Linked DNA regions of Homo sapiens: region 1 is linked to region 2. A link is a loop called in an ENCODE intact Hi-C map of the cell type or tissue named here. Cell type or tissue: mammary epithelial cell. All regions are shown on one strand.

What was found. Hi-C counts contacts between places; a loop is a spot of excess contacts. Peaks named below come from ENCODE experiments on the same cell type or tissue, not always from the same donor. Only the 100,000 strongest peaks of a DNase experiment are listed, where the experiment ranks them.
Region 1: a loop joins it to region 2, with 2.1 times the contacts of the local background. A loop is called at or near these places in 3 of 110 quality-filtered maps.

The regions. Positions count from the first base shown.
Region 1 is chr2:238,626,296-238,634,295 of GRCh38, forward strand. No RefSeq gene overlaps it. Among named protein-coding and RNA genes, the nearest start is that of LINC01107, 75 kb to the left of the region's middle. RefSeq lists a silencer at 7,459-7,659. In mammary epithelial cell, no CTCF peak of the experiment used is centred here; a DNase peak (open chromatin) is centred at 3,916; H3K27ac peaks cover 1,812 bases.
Region 2 is chr2:238,680,730-238,688,729 of GRCh38, forward strand. No RefSeq gene overlaps it. Among named protein-coding and RNA genes, the nearest start is that of LINC01937, 35 kb to the right of the region's middle. RefSeq lists an enhancer at 3,093-4,292. In mammary epithelial cell, no CTCF peak of the experiment used is centred here; a DNase peak (open chromatin) is centred at 3,892; H3K27ac peaks cover 1,660 bases.

The sequences.
Region 1 (8,000 bases), 54 kb before region 2:
ATGGCGTTGCGGGGATGTTGTATCCTCCTGGCCCCTCCATCTGAGACTGTCTTTCCACGGCCTTTTCTTGTGGCCGACACCTGGGCTGGGTATGGAAATCTTGGGCACAATGTCCCTACAGAGCTTGCTGGAATGTGCTTCGTGGGCTTCTGGAGTTTTCTCTGGCATCACCTGAGGCCCATTCATCTTTCTTCCTTCTGTGCTCACCTCTGTCCCTCTCTTGCCACCCCTCCTTGTTCTCCTTTCTCAGGTCACACCTGCCTTCCTCAGTTCTTCAAGTAGTTCCTTCCTCTCCCCTCCCATATTCTCCCCTCTGCCAGGAACTGGACCTCATGCACCACCTCAATGTCAGAGCTCACCATAATCTTCAGTCAAGCTGGTCTCAAACTCCCAGCCTCAAGTGATCTGCCCACCTCAGCCTCCCAAAGTGCTGGGATTGCAGGCATAAGCCACCGCGCCCGGAAAATTCCTGCAAAAAACTTTTGATCAGGTCTTCCCTAACATGTCGTTTGCAGCAGGGCATGGGTATTGTGCTGTGTTTTATAAGAATGTAACACAATCCACGCCATAGAAATCCAGAGGCAGAGCTTTCTGGAGACCACTGGAAATATTCCCAATGTGGAAGAAGAGTGTGTAGAATTATTTCACAAAGTGGTAGTGAGAGAGAAAAAATTCATGTACCCAAGACCTTTATTGTTATTGATGTATTTCTAGGTGCTTCTTAGCTTTGTGGAACATCTGGAATAAATACTCAAAGCTCACTCATTCCTGACCCTTCCTCTTGAATGTCCTGAACGTTGGCTTCTCTACAAGTCTTCACAACTGTGTTCTTGAAATATGTTCTCAAATGTGATAGTGATTATGACTACACAATGACAGCTTGCCCAGGCAAAAGGTTAATAGGTCAGTAAAATGTTAAAGTGCTTAATTAATGCTTATAAAATTCCAAAATATGTCCACTGATGCCACAATAATTCACTCAGCGTTCTACACAAAAACATTGTCATTATTTATAACAGGGGTTGGCAAACCTGGCCAATGGCCTATTTTTGTAAATAAAGTTTTATTAGTACACAGCTATACCTACTTGTTTACCCTTTGTGGCTGCTTTCATGCCACAAGGGTGGAGTTGAGTAGTTGCAGCAGGGACCAGATGTGATGGTTGGTGTTATGCACCAACTTGATTGGGCCAGAGGTTGCCCAGATATGTGGTTAAACATTATTTCTGGTGTGTCTGCAAGTTTGTGGAAGTGCCTGGTGTTTCTGGAAGAGTTGAACATTTAAATGGTGGACTAAGTCAGATGGCCCTCCCCAGTGTGGGTGGGTGCATCCAATCCATTGAAGGCATGAATAGAATAAAATAGTGGAGGAAGGTTGACTTTGCTCTCTGCCTGATCTCTTGGGCTGGAACGTGGTTCTCCTGCCCTCACTACTCTTTGTTCTCGGGATCTTAGACCAGGACTGGAATTGACTCCATCGGTTCTCCCACACTCAGGCCCTCAAATTACATGGGCTTTCCTGGGTCTCCAGCCTGCAGGTGGCAGATCATGGGACTGCTCAGCCTTCAGCCTTCCTAACCGTGAGTCAATTCCTTAGAATATATATATGTGTGTGTGTGTGTGTGTGTGTGTGTGTGTGTGTATACGTGTGTGTGTGTGTGTGTGTGTGTGTGTATATATGTATTCAATTGGTCCTACATCTCTGGAGAACCCTGACTAATACACTGTATGACTTGCAAAGCTAGAATATTTACTATCTGGCCCTTTACAGAAGAAGTTTCCACTTCTGCTCTATGTCCAGTATAGGCAGTAGTTATCTTTAGCTCAGAGACACGCAGCTAGAGATGAAGAGTTTGAACACAGTTTATGAGGGTGGCAAGAATGAAAATCCTCTTTATATAACAAAAGAAAATGAAAACCAAAAACAAAACAAAGAACTCTGATTTGCTCCCGAGTGTCTATTCTGGTGTTTATTATTGAATGATGTTTTTCCATAAGCACATGATGATGGCTAAAAAAAAAAAAGTTTCTGAGGAGGTGATTTTCCATAAACAGAGTGCCTTCTCCAACTGGAGTCATCCTAAGCAACAGAGGACACATCAGAAATGTTACTTAACCTGTGTTTTGTGACCTAGTTTTCATGTGGATTGAAGAAAGTGTTCATGTAATCTCCGAAGACGAGACCTGGTCTTGGAGTCTGAAGACCTGGGTTTGTGGCCCAGTAACACAACCACTCCGTGACCACAGCTGAGGTGGGCGCCCCACATGGCCTTGGTTTCCACTCTGTACAATGGACCCTCTGAGAAGTAGCCTTCTGACATCCCTTCCACCTCTGAAAGCCTGACCCTATGGTTCCAATCTAATGGAAATGTCGGCCTCCTTCTGACTCTACCCCTGAGAATGTGATGGTGTGGGGTTAAAATAAGGAAGCTCTACGTGCTAAATCCCCTCGTTGTAATGTATGTTGCACATAACTTCTGAGGAAATGGTTATTCAGTTTCACCAAGTAGGTGAGGAGATGTGGCCAGCATTTGGGCGTAACAGCTAAAGCTCTTGTGGAAACAGGGGGCTCTGACCTCGGAGAGACCAACTCGAAGGTTGGCTTGGACCAGGGACACGCAGTGTGCCTGAATCTGTTTTGTATTTAGAAAAATATTTACAGTGAATCCATGATTTTATTCATAACACACTCATTGCAGATGATTTTAATTGTGTAATTTTTAAATGTCTGCAAATCCCAACACCTCTCCAGCCTCCAGCACGGTTCTGCTCCGAGTGGTGTGTCTGTTTTGGTTCCTAATTTAACAGTCCACAGGTCCTGGGTCTCTGGAATACTGGGGAGTCTGGGTGGGGGAACAGCAGCGATGAGGCATCCACACAACAGCATGATTCTATTCCTTGGAGTAAGCAGATTGCAGTTTGCGCAGCACACTGCCAGGGGCACCTCAAATTGGGGCCACGTGGCTTTGAGGTTGCATTCACCTCCTGATAGAGCGGCTGAGAGGTTAAATAAGATAAAGATTTAAAATGTTCATGCAGCCTGGCTCTCAGTGACAGCTCAGTTACGGCAGAGGGAAGGCCGTTGGAAAAGAGCGGAGAGATATCCCATTGTATCTGGGTGTGTGCATTTATTTTGATTAAGGGACTGTGGAAATCAATGTGTGGATTAGAATTCTGAGAGCCTGGGATTTCAGTGGCTCATCCAGTGGCCACATGGGTAATTAAGGGTAGAATGGTCTGTAATCTTTTCTTCCGTTTAATTGAAAATCTATTGAAAGAGCAGAGTGTCCTGATCAGTGTCCCTTAATGACACTCATGAAAAGCCTGAACTCTTTGGCATTGTAACCACAGCCTGGACTTCATGTCCACCTGGAGGCCTCGTGGCAGGTGCAGGCAGGAGGCTTAGGAGGAGAGGCAGAGCACGGGGGGCTCGCACACTCAAACCCGTAAACCTGTGGCAAAAATCATGCAGATCTTGTCCAGGTGCGGTGACTTATGCCTGTAATCCCAGCACTTTGGGAGGCTGAGGTGGGAGGATCACCTGAGGTCAGGTTTTCAAGACCAGCCTGGCCAATGTGGAGAAACCCCGTCTCAACCAAAAAAATACAAAAATCAGCTGGGTATGGCGGCAGGTGTCTGTAATCCCAGCTACTCAGGAGGCTGAGGCAGGAGAATCGCTTGAACCTGGGAGGTGGAGGTTGCAGTGAGCTGAGATGGTATCATTGCATTCCAGCCTGGTGACAAGAGGGAAACTCCGTCTCAGAAAAAAAAAAAAGAAATCATGCAGCATTTGGCAACAGGGGTGAATTTGGGAAGCCTGGGCCGTTCACTAAGGCCATGCCAATCACCTTCGTTAATTGCTGATGACAAGGTAAGGGAATTAGACTTACTAACTCTAAGTAAATGTAAGGCAGAAGCTTACGTGAGAGCAGCAGGAAGTTGGGACGTTCAAGGCTGACTGTGGCTGTTCCCTCCTGGGAAACCGCAGGTCTCGCTTCAGGCCAGGTCTTGTTCCAGGTGAGGTCTTGGCATCTTCTATCAGATCCGGGAAGAACATGCCCAGTGATTCTGAGAGACTGCATCGTCCTGTACCCTCTGGGACTGGTATTAGTCCAATGCAGAATTTCCTGAACTTGGTTCTGTTGAGCAGTCTTCTGGGACCCATCAACAGATGGCTTCCCCACTGTCACTACCACTCACACGCAAAGGATCCTTGTGGTCAAACAAGTCTGGAAATGGTATATTCCATTTACCTCCCTCAGCTTGACTGTGCTTATTAGCACACTGAAGGCTTGGAGCACTCCTGCAGCAAAGTGTTTAACTTTGGGTTACAGGAGCCTTCTCAAACTTTTTGGAGCCAATACACTGTTTCGCATAGCACCACAGTGAGCATCAACTCTTCTGCAGACTCCAGTGTGGGAAGCACTGTTGGAACAAAATCCATGTTCCACTCCCGTGTCCTAAAAATGTTGTTTCTCCCATGAAATCTAGTCTCTTTTTCTTTTTAGGGTATATTAGTTTCAACTGGGTGAAAGCCTGGAGTTACTTGGCATTTGATAACTTTTAATTTGTTCCATATTTTACTTTGAACAGCATATTACTTTTTATGCTCCTATTCACTTATGGAAAAATAAAATTGCCCTTGCTATTTCACAGGGAGCACACAGTTCATTGCTTAATGAAATAAACTCATCTTTGTTAATCTATCAGACACTACCACCCAGATGACAATAGTTTTTTGTTTTATTTTATTTATTTATTTATTTATTTTTGAGATGGAGTCTCGCTCTGTCACCCAGGCGGGAGTGCAGTGGCCTGATCTAGGCTCACTGCAACCTCCACCTCCCAGGTTCAAACAATCCTTCCGCCTCAGCCTCCCAAGTAGCAGGGACTGCAGGTGTGCACCACCGTGGTGGGCTAATTTTTTTATTTTTAGTAGAGATGGTGTTTTGCTATGTCGACAAGGTTAGTCTTGAACTCCTGGCCTCAAGCGATACATCCACCCCCTTCAGCCTCCCAAAGTGTGGGGATTACAGGTGTGAGCCACTGCACTGGGCCCGATAATAGTTCTCAGTCGGCTGGAAATCTGTGTTTAGGGGCATGCTTGCAAGGGGGCTTGCACCATTGCAGGCACAGGGAGGGAGGGCTGGCTGGGCAGGCACTTGGAGCCCCCTGAGAGTGAACAGCACACACCTGACGTGGAGCTGATTCCGGCCTGGCCTTCCCTGTTGAGCTCCGAGGCGTCTATCCATGGTGAAGTCTAAGAATGCCTAATAGTGGCGGAAGGGGCGGCTGAGGGTTAGTAAAAGAGGCCCAGGAATACACGGTGCAGAGGAAGATGGCAATCTGGGACAGGAGGAGGAGTGCTTGGTCACTGCTTCCTCCCACCAGGTGCCCACTGCCATCTCTGCCTCCCCAGGCTCTGTGTGGAGCCGGGCATACAATTGATTAAACTAATGTGCAGATCATCAGTGCAGTGCCGTGGGTAGAAATATAACTTTTTAAGCCAGAGAGACGTGGGTTTGAACAGACAGTTCCCCACAGTGAGACCCTGGGTGAGGTCACGGGACCATTTATAGCTCTGTTTCTGCGTTTGCAGCAAGTGATAACTTCTGCCTTGCAGGTTACTGTGAGGAGGAAATGGCATGTTACAAGCCTGGGCATTGTGATGACGGGGCACGTGGCAAGACTATGTGGCATCTATTCAGGCTGGGGCCTTGGGGACATCCTTGCCTCCTGCCAGGCCTTCTCCTGGGCAGGAACAACCCCCAGGCTTTGAAATTCCTACCCTTGGTCAGTGCCTCTGGCTGCTCAGTTTATTGATCAAACATGGGATTGTTGGGCCCAGAGGAGACAGTTGTTCAGCCCAGCACGGGCCAATACCTCTTCTTTTAGTTATAAAAGTGCTCCTGGGTTTAATTAGGGCTGACACTGAATATTACTCAGAGACAGGCGTGAGGGAGGTTAAGCAGAACTGATGGCACATCAACTACTTAACCAAAGGCAGAAAGGCCTTGGAATCCAGGGACTGGCGCCCCTCGCCAGCTCCACTGCTGATGGGCAGGAGACCAGGCTGAGGCCGCCTATCTCATTAGGACCATCCAGGACCTGAGCATGTGTCACCAACCTTTTGATTTTATTTTTAGCTGATTTCTAATTGTTTTTACGTCGCCCCAGTTCTGTGTGTATTTAGAAGTGTCTGTAGGAATGACATGGCTGCTATTTTTGGAGGGCTGGTTTGGCTTTGGGTGTGACGTCCTTCACCAACACGGTGGAGAGGCACAGTAGTGGCTCCCCCATTTGACAGAGGAGACTGTGGCTCAGGTACACGTGCCAGCAAGTGGCAGAGCCAGGGCTCGACCCAACTTGGAGATCATTCAATGCCTGGAATATTGACCACTGCCTGCAGCAGGGATTCTCAGCCTGCACCGCCCAGGAGAGCGGCCTTTCTGGACGCTGCCCATACGGGGAGCTCCACGCTCTTCCGGTGAACAGCGGTGGTGCTGGCCGTGCCGAGGGTGAGGGGGTACTGAGGGGCCAGGGCCATGAGCTGTCCACCCAGACGCCGGGGAGGAGGCAATGAGGCTGAGCTGGCTCTCAAGGGCACTGGCCCTGGGGAGGGGAAAGCCATGCCAGCCTCGGGGATGGCGAGTACCGTCAAAATGCCCCACGCACCTGGAGAGCATGTGCAGGGACCTGGTCATGCCCAAAGGAGGTCCCTCTCCGGGACCACTTCATGTGGCCACAGGACACCTTCTTCAGGTGGGATCTCAGGTAGACATCTGTCCTTTCCCACTTGAAGTACAGAGTGAGGGGCTGGAGCCCCATCCATCGGCTTAGCCAGATCCCGACACTCTCCTGACCAGGGATGCGTGTGCGGTGTGTTTATGATGTTTGTGAATGTGATGTGTGTGGTGTATGTAGTATGTGTGCTATGGATGTGTGTGTGATGTGTGTGTAGTGTGTGATGTGTGTGGTATATGCAGTGTGTATGGGATATGTGTTATGTGTGTGTTGTGTGTTGTGGGTGTGCATGCATGAAGGGGGTGTGTGTGGGGGAGTCCTCCAGATACTACACAGAAGCCCTCAGGCCCCAACAAGCAGCCGTATTTGCTGTGCTGAGAGGCCATGGAAGCTTCGGGATCCAAGGCTGTGAACGATTATTCTATTCAATATTAACTTTTTTTCTAGAGTTTTCCAAAGTAAAATCTTACTCTTTTATAAAAGAAAAGGCCCCTCTGTTACTCATATTCTTTTGTGTTCTTCCCCTCATCTCACTAGATGAAGCTCAGAGAGTGCTTGCCGGGTCAGCGGCCGGATGCCCAGTGCGTTGTCTACGTTGTCAGTCAGTTCAGCAGTCGCCTTCCTTGTCAGTCAGTTCAGCGCGTCGCCTTCCTTGTCAGTCGGTTCAGCGCGTCGCCTTCCTTGTCAGTCGGTTCAGCGCGTCGCCTTCCTTGTCAGTCGGTTCAGCGCGTCGCCTTCCTTGTCAGTCGGTTCAGCGTGTCACCTTGTCAGTCGGTTCAGCGCGTCGCCTTCCTTGTCAGTCAGTTCAGCATGTCGCCTTCCTTGTCAGTCAGTTCAGCGCGTCGCCTTCCTTGTCAGTCAGTTCAGTGCGTCGCCTTCCTTGTCAGTCAGTTTGCCCTTCCTAGATGTTGGTCATGGCGGATCCTTACCAGTACGTGTTCCATTCATTTTTATATACATTTTACACGTACATCACTCAATGTATACTTTAGATATTGGTAAAGCTTAATTTCTTGTTTGTAAAAACCTAATATTTTCCCTGTACCCTGGAGAGTTACCTTGTGCCTGCAGGGTGTCGCTTCTTATCTGGGGGCCACTGGCCCAGGAACTCAACTGGTCCCATGTTGTTGCTTCTAATTACATCACCTCAGATTCATGTGCATTGAATTTTCACCTCCCAGCCAGCAGTAAATATAGTTAAGTAAAATGCAAATAACATATCTCAGTCCAGACTACTCACGAGAAAAACCTACAGTA
Region 2 (8,000 bases):
TAGAAGTGGAATTGCTGGGTCAAGGGTTAAATGAATTTGAAGTTTTGCTAGGTATTTTGAAATTCCTCTCCATAGGGGAATTTGCATTTTGCATTCTCATCTACAATGTATGAGAGTGACCATTTTTCCAGCCTTGCCAAAATATTTTGTCCAACATTGTAAAACCCAACACAGTTTCAAATCCAACAGTTTGATCACTGTGCTTTGAAAAACCCTGGAATGTTTGATTTAACATACCTATAACCTTTTAATATACAAATAACTAAATAACTTGCAACTTGAACGAACACTTAATTATAGAAATTAACAAGTTAATGAAAAGGACAGGAACTTTAAACACATACATTTATAAAAAACAACTTGAAGAGCGAAGTGCACTTTCTACCTCCATTGAGGGCATCATCATTTCTTATAGCATGCTGCCCATCTTGCAACTGTCCTTGTTGTTGGGTCCAGTCGATGCTCTTGCCTTACTTCTGACTCTTTACAGCTTCCCCTTGCAGCTGCTTACGATTATCACCTGGGAGCCTAATCCTTTCCTTAGCAGGGCCCATAATCACTCCTTTATTTGGGAATCTGGACTTGTACCTTCTGATCTTTCCACTTGTCCAGATTTCCTTTTGTCCTGCTGTGCACAGCCCCATGCTTTCTGCTCTACCTTCTCCCTTCTGCCATCCCTTGCTTCATGTGCCATTCTGCCTTGAACCATATGGGGGGCACTGGAGACACCTAGATCCTGGGGACTCCAAGTCAAGGGCATAGGTCAGAGTAGGAATATGCCTTACCTACGTCTGTGGTTCTGCCAGTGCTGATGTTAAGTTTTACCTTAGCCTATGTTAGCCATCTATCATTTCCACCGTCAGTGTTTTCACTTAAAACTCCATGTTTTTCCTTCATGCTTATTTCCAGTATCAATTTAAGATTACAAAATGAATTCATGGTCATTGTAGAATATTTGGAAAATAAAATATAAAATTACAGAAAAAATATATGAGTGCAATGACCAGATGTGGCATTTAATATCTTGCATGTTTTCTTCTGAGTATTTTCTATGCTTTTAAACATAATTGAGATAATAGTGCACATGCATATTTTTATTCTTCTTTTTTGTCTATTTATTGCTGTTTCAGAGAGCACATGGTTTTATTTATTAATGGCACTGTTCTTTTTCATAATTTCTTGATTTATTTTTTATTCTGTATTATTTCCTTCCTTTTGTATTTTCAAATTAGAAATATTTGTCCCCTTTTTTTACTGTCTTAGTTGAATGTATAGATGATTTATTGTTATTATTTTTATTCAAAATGAAATTTCAGAACTTATTTTTCTTACCCCCAAAGTAATAGATTTTTACCGAAGTCAGAAAATATAGTAGCCAAACCAATGATAATCCCACTCACTGAGAAGCAACTGCTGGTAGCTTTCAGAGTCTATTTATGTTTAAGTATGCTTTCCCACTAAAAGTTTCACTTATGATTTCACCTAACTACATTTTATGAACATTTTCAATACCAATATATGCATTGCTTCAACATTGTTTTAATGGCTACATACTATCTTATTGTGTAAAATTTTTATTTAATTGAATTCATGTTTCTAGATGGTTGTTTCTATTCTCATACTTCCTCCTTAGAAACAGTTTTGTTATTAACATCTTTTGTGATATATTTTTTGGACATGGCTTACATTTGGAGAAAAAGAGTATTGAATTTCTAGAAGTAGAATGGGCCACTTCATGGGCTAAAGCAGCAGTCCCCAACCTTTTTGGGACCAGGGACCGGTTTTGTGGAAGACAATTTTTCCACAGATGGGGCTGGGGGATGGTTTTGGGATGATTCAAGTGCATTACATTTATTATTAGATTCTCATAAGGAGCTTGCAACCTAGATCCCTCACATGTGTAGTTCACAATAGGGTTTGCACTCCTATGAGAATTGAATGCCACTGCTGATCTGACAGTAGGCGGAGCGCCGCTAGCCCACCACTCACCTCCTGCTGTGCAGCCAGGTTCCTAACAGGCTGTGGACCAGTACTGCTCCATGGCCCAGGGACTGCGGACCCTTGGGCTAAAGGGCCTATTTTTGGAGCTTCTACTGCATGTGTGTATTGCCAGTCTTCAGTTCAGAATAATTTTCATGTCTACCTAGTCTTCAGGATAGTATTGATTTGCCTTCTCACGTTTTTCACCAATCTGGGACACTACATTTCATAGACCTTTCCTTTATCGTAGGAAAACATGTCATTTAAAAAAATTATTAATGAGATTAAACTTTCCCCTACTTTATATAGTATGCATATTCGTGTGCTTAGCACACCTTATTCCATAGCTTATTGAATTTTAAATGCAATCTCTATATGAAGACCATTAACAATTTGTATTTATATTGTTTCCATTTCATCATTTCCCTTTTTATTTCATCGTTGACATAAAGAAGTCTTACATGTTTAGGTTGACTTATCTATCAGTTTTTCTCTTACAGTTTTTGCCTTGGGGTCACCTTGAAATTCTCCATCCCATCTATGGTCATATAAATATTCGATTATCATCTATTTTAAGAGTTTTATAATCTTTTCTTTAATATTTAATATGTTAATCACAATTGAAATGATTTTAGTTTAAGACACAGATTAATTATAAATGTTAGTACCTAAACTCCACTTAGTAACTAACTCATGCTTTCCCCATTGATTTGCAATGCCACCATTACTGTGCATTCACTGTCTTTACATAGATATAGCATAGGAAGCCCTTGGAAATTAAAGAACAAACTTGAGTCAGAGGTGTAAGAAGTAGCTGTGAAGTTTCACCTGCAATCATCTCTGGGATTCAGGATGTATTTCCTCTGGGAAATGCAGGGCTACTCTCTGAGTGTCCGTCATACCTGGGGCACGTCTTCCTGGTCCTCAGTTCTTCCTGGTCCTCAGGGCATGGTCAGTGGTTGCTCAGTTGATCCTGACTCCAGCCTCTTCATCTTCAAACCAGTATCAATTGTCTTTCTTTTTCTTCTTCCTAGGTTTAGATTTCAAGGTTCCAGAGGGTGAGATTCATTTTTTTTCCTCCCACAACCTAACCACCCAATGCACAAACCCCCTTTCTTAGGATGGGCTCCCCCAGTAGCAGCCCCTGAGACAAGGATTTGAGCACAAGTAATTATTTTGAGGGTGATTCCAGGAAGCACTGTTGGGTGAATGCAGAATGAAAGATCGGAAAAATGCAAGAAGGAGCATCATTGACTGCTGTGGGGGCTGGGCCCAATCCCACGGGGGACCTCCGGCCAATTATAGAATGTGCATCAGTGTTGGCCAACCTGAGGAGTAAGAAAGTTGGGGTCTTTACCCACCAACTCTTGTCAGTCACTGGGTGAGGGTTGTTCCCAGGGGTGCCTTTAACTCCCTGGTATTTCTGGCTTGATCCTCCTTGCAGAGAAAGCCTTAAGACAGAGCTGCAAGCACCTCCAGTTGGAGGCCGCGGGGGCCTATGGGCAGGTCACCAACTGTGACTGCTGAAGTCCACCCCTTGAAAGCATCCCTGACTGATTGTTGTTCAGCTCCCACTGAAAATGCTTTCAAGTTGGGATAATTCGAGATGGACTTTGGCATGGGTGGGCAACTCTCTTTAGAAAGTCTTTCCCTATACTGAGCCCAAAATGTTGTTCATAAATCTTCCACATGTTGTTCGAATTCTGCCATCTGGGGGAAAAAAGTGTAAAAAATATTTTCCAGACATATTTGAGAAATTACCCAGAAACACCAGACTTGACCCTCTTGCACAAACTAGGGCATAATACTAAGTTGCACAACTCTGAATGTCTGCCTCATCCTCTATGTTTGTCCATTGTTGTCATTGCTTAGAACAGCCAGGATGACGCTTGTGCGGGTGGAGGCTAAGGAAAGGCAACTAGATTCTACTTCAGTAGTGTGGGTGAGGAGAAGGTCAACTTAGCCAATGAGCACCTTGATTATGTCAGTTGCTCCAGGGAGTTGGGGAAAAACATACACGGTCTGACTAATCCATGAGTCATATGAATGTTTATTCTCATTTTCAGATTTTTAAAAACTCACAAATGCTTCCCTCCCACAAGCAAACAGTTGCCGTTTTTTGTTCTAGAAGACTGTAGACCAGCCAATTCTATCATAATTTTAATCTCTTACCACATACTAATGGAATACATGCATTTAATTTGGCCTAGAGCAAGATGGGCTCCCAAGGCAAAATCTGACTTGAATCTGTTCCCTTCCTTTCTTCACAAGCAAATCCCAGGAGGCAGTTGCAAGGAGCTCAGCACTCAGAGCCACCCCTTGACAAGTTCACAAGCCAATGATGCTGGGAAGGAATTTACACTTTGCATTCGCTGGCTTTTCTTCAAATATTTGGGTGGAGCACTTGCATCTCGTATTTTAGTGACAAGGAGGGTGATAAATGAGATCATAAACTAAGTTCTGTTGTCATCACTTTACCAAAGTTGAGTAGGATTAATTACAAAGAATCTGAGCTGAGAGTACCCCTCAAGGTCAGAAGTTGACTGCAGTGGCCTTCAGTCTTGCAAGACGTTCCATGAAACCAGAAGAATCTTATTTCTACCATTTTAGTTGACTCACATTCACAGGTCAGCAGGGAGACCTGAGTCTGGAATTTGGAGTTAATTTCTGGCCTAGGAATTAGAGGCCAGGCTGCACAAACCTGCAATAGGAAGATCTAATTTACAAAGGCAATCCCATCCTCCCTGGTAGTGTGCACCTGCATCCTCGGCCCCTAACACATGTGTTCCCAAGGCCACCTTCTCCATGAGCCCCGGACTCTCCATCACCCCACAGCTGGGCACTGCTGCTGGCTAGATCTCCAAGCTCACTGGACTGAGCAGGGCTGGGTTCGCAGTGTGGGCCTTGCTCAGAGGAATTGCAGAGGTGTCCTGAACACTCTTGAGTTCTGTTGGTGATGAGATTGGCTGCTTGTTTTCGAGAACTGAGAGTTTTCATTCATGTTGTCAGTCTCATTCATTATCTATTTTTTTATTAAAAAATGGAAATTTCATTAACTCAAAATGAAAATGTCCATTGCCATACATTATTGGGGACAGATGTTCAATTTCAAAGCATGCATAAGTGTACTGTATTTTCCAACAGGGGGTAGGAGCCAGACACTCCTAAGAGCCCTTGCCAATCAGCAGCGCCCCCTGCCCCACACCCACTGCCAACACACACACTGTGGCCAGATTTGCTGTCATGGAGCCCAGAGTCCTGGGATCTAAAGGGGGTCATCTGCCTGGCCTGACCTCAAATCCTACCCTGATGCTGTCCTCAAGAATGGGTGTTTTCTGAGGTTCGGTGTCTGTCTGTCTCTGCCCTGGCTGCCCTTTCTCCCTCCACAGCCCCATCTATCTCCTGATGAACACTTTCTGTTACACTCGGCCACCCTCCTCAGCCTCAGCCGAGAGGATGGGGTGAGAGGAGAGGACACAGATAATATATACAGTCTATTATATCTCAGCTATAATAGATAAAATTTTCACAATAATGACCCCCTAACTTGTGTGACCAGCCCCCAGGCTAAAGTGATCTTGGGCCAATGGCACTAATAGCTGTCAGGCAGTGGGATGGGCTACTTCTTGAGCTGGAAATGGTGCCACTGCACGGATCTGTGGTGCCTTCATGGCAGGCACATGACACCTATGCAGCCCTGGCAAACAGCAGTGTCCTCAAGGGAACTGTCTCTCTCTGCGACGTCTGGGTAGGGGCACCGTGACATGCCACAGGGAGCGGTACTCCATGAGAGCAAAGGACACATGTAGGCTTAGCAAGGAAACTCACCAGTGTGACCTCAGTGTTCAGAGAGCAGGTGCGAAATCGGCTTCATGAGCTGCCTGAGTCAAGAGTAGCTCAGGGCTGATGGATGCCCATGCACCATGATGAGGTTATCTAGAACAGAAAATACAAGCATAGCTAGAGATGAAAGAAGGAATAAGAAAACACATACGGGAAGGACTGCTAAGAGGCAGGAAGAGACACAAAGGGGGCCTGGTGTGAGGAGGAAATGTGGTTTTGAAGTCAAAGACAGTCACTCCAGAATTTAAAGTCCTGTCAAAGGCAAAACAGGTCCTTCGGGAAGCTCCCTCGTGATGTGGAGTGGGAGCCCGGAGGCCTCCAGAATGCATAGGGACGAGGCAAAAGGGTGGATGGGATTTTAAACAAGAGGAGAATAAAAGGATACTGCATATGGGGGAACGTCTGAACTATGGGTGTCCTCAAGGCAGAGCCAGACTCCACGGGATGAAAACCATATTCAGAGACACAGCAGGGCAGCAAGATGGGTCTGCAGAAGCTCCCCCAGCACCTGCTAAATCAACAGAAATAGAATACAGAAAGAAACACATCCCTCGACATACACCAATAAAACACTTAAGCTGCAAGGAAGAAGGGATCTTTCAAACACTTAGGTCAAAAAACAACAGCACCACAAGGAAAAAGCTCTGAAGGCCTGAGGCTTCCCCTTGGCTGCACACAGATGCATAAACTGCTTATCACATGAAGCAACAGGAAGACCACCTTTGGTGTACAGGCATTAAGAAGACTGGTGGCTGCCGCTCTTCCTCGTGTCTGCTGATGAAAAGGCATAGCAGAGAAGAGATCGACCCAAGTGGCCCAGAATGAGGCTCACAACAAAATCCCCGTTGATAAGACAAGAAAAAAACCAAGCTATGACACAGAGGAGACATTATTTTCATTATTTGAGGATGATCTGAGTTATTGTCTTTCCAGGGACAACTTAAAAATGACTAGAACGGATATGAGTTCAGGAGGTGGCTGGTAACAAAACATCCATGTCTAAGCATCTGTGATTTTTCTAGATGCTCCATGTATCGGCAAAACCAAGTTTAGATCCTCAGAGTGAAGGATCAACTCTGCTGTCTGTATGTATGCATGTATGTGTATACTTATTTTGAATACATATATACCTGTTCACTTATTATTTTTTTCTGAAATTGGGATGTTTTCATGACCATTACATATATTAAATATAATAGCCTTTTTTTTCCTGGAAAGGTGACATCAAGTTAATGGTGCATTTTCTAATCAACATTGTTTTTGAATGAAGGAAATGTGACTCAGTTGAGAAAATGCATTTGGCCAGGCACGGTGGCTCATGCCTGTGATCCCAGCACTTTGGGAGGCCCTAAGGTGGGCAGGTCTCTTGAGTCCAAGAGTTTGAGGCCACCCTAGGCAAAATGGTGAAACACCATGTCTGCAAAAATTACAAAAAATTAGCTTGACATGGTGGTGGGCGCCTGTAGTCTCAGCTACTCAGGAGGCTGAGGTGGTAGGATCGCTTGAGGCCAGTAGTTTGAGTCTGCAGTGAGCTGAGACTGTGTGATTGCAACACTGCACCCCAGCCTGGGCAACAGAGCAAGACCCTGTCTCAAAAAAAAAAAAAAAAAAGAAGAAGAAAGAAAAATGCATTTTATTTGCAAGAGTTACAGAATGATGAAGTGCAGAGTGTCATAAATCAGGAGGTGCGTGAGAGCAGTGGCAGAGCCCTCTTCAGCATGAGACCTGGAAGGGACGAGGCAGCCCCTGCTCTGGGCAAGGACTTCATGTTTAACATGCCAGGTCTCTGGGGAGGGCACTCTGATGTGTTGTGGATAGAATTCCAATTAAAATGCCAAAAGTCTACTTGGGGGGAACAAAATGATATTGAGTTCACTTGGTAGAATGACTGTGCAAGAACAGTCGGGAGCCTGGAAAATAACAACGTGAAGTGGCCCCGGGTCCAAAATATCAACACGCCTTAGAACCAGAGTAATGAGAGGAGCACGGCACTGGTGCTGACAGAAAATAGAATCAGAGCGAAGCATTGATGGTTCAGAAATGACTCAAGATATGTAAGTATTTATCACATGAAAAGGGAGAATGAAATCCGTGCGGAAAAGAGCGGATTGTGCAATAAATGTTACTGGCATAGGTGGTTACAGTTTTGGGGGAAAAAAATTAAAGTTGGATTCTTA